Linked DNA regions of Homo sapiens: region 1 is linked to region 2. A link is a loop called in an ENCODE intact Hi-C map of the cell type or tissue named here. Cell type or tissue: Caco-2. All regions are shown on one strand. Region 1 overlaps MSH3 (mutS homolog 3). Region 2 overlaps MSH3 (mutS homolog 3).

The links. Hi-C counts contacts between places; a loop is a spot of excess contacts. Peaks named below come from ENCODE experiments on the same cell type or tissue, not always from the same donor. Only the 100,000 strongest peaks of a DNase experiment are listed, where the experiment ranks them.
Region 1: it touches region 2 in a loop (12-fold over the local background); 1 of 110 quality-filtered maps calls a loop at or near these places.

The regions. Positions count from the first base shown.
Region 1 is chr5:80,747,227-80,749,726 of GRCh38, reverse strand. All of the region lies in intron 12 of MSH3 (mutS homolog 3), which reads right to left. Among named protein-coding and RNA genes, the nearest start is that of DHFR, 93 kb to the right of the region's middle. RefSeq lists an enhancer at 1,316-1,876. In Caco-2, no CTCF peak of the experiment used is centred here; no DNase peak of the experiment used is centred here.
Region 2 is chr5:80,860,380-80,862,879 of GRCh38, reverse strand. All of the region lies in intron 21 of MSH3 (mutS homolog 3), which reads right to left. Among named protein-coding and RNA genes, the nearest start is that of RASGRF2, 99 kb to the left of the region's middle. In Caco-2, no CTCF peak of the experiment used is centred here; a DNase peak (open chromatin) is centred at 1,479.

The DNA.
Region 1 (2,500 bases), 110 kb after region 2:
TTCTCAACAAAAAAAAATGATAAATGTTTGAGGTGATAGATATATTAATTAGCTTGATTTGATCATTCTATAATGTATATATGTAATGAAATATCACATTGTACCCCATGAATATTGTGATGGTTAATACTGAATGTCAACTTGATTGGGTGGAAGGATGCAAAGTATTGTTCCTGGGTGTATCTGTGAGGGTATTGCCAAAGGAGATTAACATTTAGTCAGTGGGCTAGGAGAGGCAGACTCACACTCAATCTGGTGGGCACCATCTAATCAGCTGCCAGTGTGGCTATGATAAAAGCAGGCAGAGAAACATGGAAGGACTAGACTGGCTGAGTCTTGAGGCCTCCATCTTTCTCCTGTGCTGGATGCTTCCTGCCCTTGAACATCAGACTCTCAGTTCTTCAACTTTTGGACTCTTGGACCTTCACCAGTGGTTTGCCAGGGACTCTCTGCCCTTTGGCGACAAACTGAAGGCTGCACTGTTGGCTTCCCTACTTTTGAGGTTTTGGGATTCAGACTGGCTTCCTTGCCCCTCAGCGTGCAGACAGCCTACAGTGGGACTTCACCTTGTGATCATGTAAGTCAATACTCCTTATATACATCTATCCTATTAGTTCTCTCCCTCTACAGAACCCTAATACAAATATATACAATTATTTGTCAATTAAAGATAAAACTTTACAAATTTTTTTAATTAAAAAATGTAAAGTACAGGTAGAAGAAAGAGGTACTCATGAAAGAAACTAAATTTCTTTTAATTTTTAAAGTATATAGTATGCTACTGAAAGTGGAATACCTCTAAGATAAACAAATCTGCCTTGGAAATTAATTATTTTGCTTAACTCACCATTTTAGAGACTCATCCCACATAACCCACCAATGAGTCTGGAACACAGACTCATCTCACGGTTTTCTTTTTTTCTCCTCTACCAATATTTACAAGCAGAATTTGCATTTTCAGGCTTTTTGACAAAACCAATGACATACATATGGGTGTGTGTGTGTGTGTGTGTGTGTGTGTGTGTGTGTGTGTGTAAATAAAAAATTGACAAGACTATATCAACTGAAAGAAGTCCAAAGACAGAACCTCAAAAAAAATTAATTCGATATAATCTAATTTTAAAAGGCCTTAAGAATAATGGCATGCCAATGTGACATGCATTTATTTAAAAAACAACTACACTGAAGAATCTTCTTGCCTAAAATTAGCAGAACTGATAAAAACTACAGGTGAGAACACATAAGAAAAAATAATCTATTTATAAAAGCTAATGTGATATCAGTACAGTAAAATCCAGCCTCAATAATCTAAGTGAACTCTTTGAATCAGTCAATAAGTAAAGTAAAAATCATTTTTACTTTCTAAAAGTCACTATTAAAATTTTGCACCAAAGAGACCATTTTATAGAATAAAAGGTGACGGGAGTGGAAAGTCTTCTGAAACTTGAATGCCTGGTCCTAGACTTATGAACTGTGTGTTTGCCCTTAAGAGCTAGAACAAGATAAAAATACAAAGAGGAGCTTAAGGGATTTAGGAGAATTCATGGATGACTGACAAACAATGGGATCTTGCAGAACCTGGGGAGATCTGCATTATTTTGCTAAATCCCCTCGTCATCCATTATTTGTTCTACGATCTCACTGTAGAAGAAAACCAGACCCTAAACTAACCTTTGGCAGTCAATGTCAGAGACAGAATATTTGTCTGGATGAGCCACTGATGTGATCAGTAAGGCACTTATGTCAGTATAAACAACAACACCATCATGCCTCACTTAATGATGGGGATACATTCTGGAAAATGCATCGTTAGACAATTTTGTCATTCTGTGGACATTACAGAGCATATAGTTACATAAAATTAGATAGTACAGCCCACTGCACACCTAGGCTATATGGTACAGTATACTGCTCCTACGCTAAAACCCAGACAGCATGTTACTCTACTAAATACTGTAGGCTACTGTAACACAATGGTAAGTATTTGTGTGTCTAAACATTTCTAAACATAGAAAACACCTCTGTATATGCAATCCCCAAGGACCAAAATGTTGTCATGTGGTACATGACTAATTATATAGCTGAGCCACTGACTAATCAGCAGATTCTCTCCAGGTATTTGTTTGGAATACGTTGCAAGTGCCATTAAAATTAAACTGGAATTCTTTTGAAATAGATTTTAATAGATTAGGAGTATAAAAGTTTAAAAACCATGACCTAAAATAAAAGGGCAAAGAAAAGGTTCGTGTGTTTGTTTTTGGCTAACATCAGTGTTAGGTCAGTGAAAAGTTCATACTTGAAAACATCAGTGTTGAATGCCTGGCATATTTTCTCTCTGCCTTTCTGGGAAGGTAGGATCCCCAGAGATACATGATTCGGCGCCTAACAACAGACAACATGGTCTACTAGATTTATCTCAAATTAATCCTGGGTACACAAAAAAAAAGGAAATTTAACATTGGAAATGAAGAATTTTAATTTACATGGAAAAGTCTGCTAG
Region 2 (2,500 bases):
TCCTACATTTATTCGTTGGTATTCTGTAAAGCAGAGGTTTCACTTTTCCCCACTCACCTCCACCATTTTAAAGTTTATTTTTGTTAGTGTCAGTATGAATTAACAAATTTTTTTTTTTTAGAGACAGGGTCTCAATCTATCATCCAGGCTAGATTGCAATGGCACAATCATAGTTTACTATAACCTCAAACTCCTGGGCTCAAGGGATCCTCCCACCTCAACTTCCCAAGTAGCTAGGACTACAGGTGTGCACCACTATGCCTGGCTAATTTTTTGTTTTTATTTTTTGTAGAGAGGGGTCTCACTATGTTACCCAGGCTGGTCTTGAACCTGGGCTCAAGGGGTCCTCCTGCTTTGGCCTCCCAAAGTGCTGGGATTACAGGCATCAGCCACTGCACCCAGTCTCATGGATTCTTTAATAAGCATTATTTTAAGGCATATTTTATATATTCTGGAAACCTCTATCTGGAGGAAAGTTAACACCAATCTTAGCCTAAATATTGGCAGAAGGAGGTAATTAAATCAAAGAACTCCAGTTTTGATTCACCTGCCATTCACCTTATTAAAAGTCTGAATGTGTGCCTTCTTTCTGATAACAATAACAAATAAACGTATTAAGGCAGGATTTCTTTAAAAAGCTGTGCTTAAAATCTGCCCCGAGGGATCTTAGGACCACCTATCTCCATGGTGCTCCTTCTCCAAGCTGATAGGCACTTTTAGCCGGAAGACCTAAGGGTCTGGGATCCGACACTGTGCTCCTCAAGGCTGTTCTCGGCCTGCAGCAGCAACACATGACCTCCCTTATTGCTCCTTTCTGATCTCTCTTCCCTATCCAGAGATCAGAAGGAACCATGAAAATAAAGATTTTCATCCATAAAAAGGTCAGGGAAGTTTCTGGTTTCCAGTTTAGCATATAAGAAGGTTGGAGGTTACCTCTCCATCACAAGGAAAAAGTAGAACCAACTGAAAAATCAACTCTTTAGATCTGTAAGAAAAATGAAGTCACAGGCAAACCACTGTCCCCCAAGTTAGAGACAGACAAGCAGATACAAAGAATCACAACTTTCCTGAGCTGAAATGGAGGCAGAAACCTCTGAAGGAACCAGTATCAGGGTAGGAAAACTGGAACTGGAACTGATCAATTGCTGGAGGCTCAGTGTCAACAAGTCTGAGAGTCAAAAAGTGCAGGGGAACCGAGTCATGGGGGAAGGGGGCACACTTTTGTGAGTTTTACTCCCAGGAGTTCCACTTGGTTCTCACAATAAACACTGGAGTAAATTCCCCTTATGCTTCAGGCAAGGGGAAGAAAGAAAGAACTATTTTGAAATGCACCAGGGCACTCTGTTCTTAACAAGGTCTGCCCTCAGAAGAAACTACTTAAGTGGAGCCTAACCTGCTGGGGTTTTATCAAAGCCTCACCTACCTGGGGGAAGGGAAAGACTCAACTCCAGTCTCCTCTAGCCTTCCATATGAGAGAAAGGAAATACCCAACTCCAGCCCACTCTAGCCTTCCTATCCCACCTGAGGGGTGGGAGGGAGGTAAGACTGAGACTTAATCATAGGACTCCTCCCCTAGACCCTTACCAGCACATTACTAAAACCTAACTTACAGCAGTTCCTTTTACCCAATACATCATAGCCAGCTGTCAAGAAAAAGTCGCAAGACATACTAAAAGTAAAAACCCACAAATATGAAGAGACAGAGCAAGCATCAGAACCAGACATAGCTATGGCAGGAATGTTGGAATTATCAGACTGGGAATTGGAAGCAACTGATTAGTATGCTAAGGGCTCTATGGTTAACACAGACAGCATGCAATAACAGATGGGCAATGTAAGCACAGAGATGCATATTCTAAGAAAAAACCAAAAGGAAACGAGAGATCAAAAACACTGTGATGGAAATGAAGAATGTGTTTGATGAGCTTACTGGTAGACTGGACACAGCTGAGGGAAGAATCTCTGAGCTTGAGGACATCTTAATAGAAATCTCCAAAATGGAAATGCAAACAGAAAAAGACTAGAAAAAAACCTCAGAATATCCAAAAAGTTTGAGACAACTACAAAAGATATAACATGCAGCTAATGAGAATACCAGAGAGAAAATAAAGAGAGAAAGAAACAGAAGAAATACTTAAAACAATAATGACTGAGAATTTCCCCAAAGTAATGTCAGACACAAAACCACAGATCTGGGAAGCTTAGGGAACACCAAACGGGATAAATGTCCCCAAAACCACACCTAGACAAATCATATTCAAACTACAGAAAACCAAAGATAAAGAAAAAAAAAATACTGAAGTAAGCCAGAGGGAAGAAACACCTTATCCACACAAGCTCAAAGATAAAAATTACATCTGACTTCTCAGAAACCACAAAAGCAAGAAAAGAGTGGAGTAAAATATCTAAAGTTTTGAGAGGAAAAAAAAAAAAAAACAACAAACCTCTCCAACCTAGAATTCTGTACCTTGCAAAATAATCCTTCAAAACTGAAGGAGAA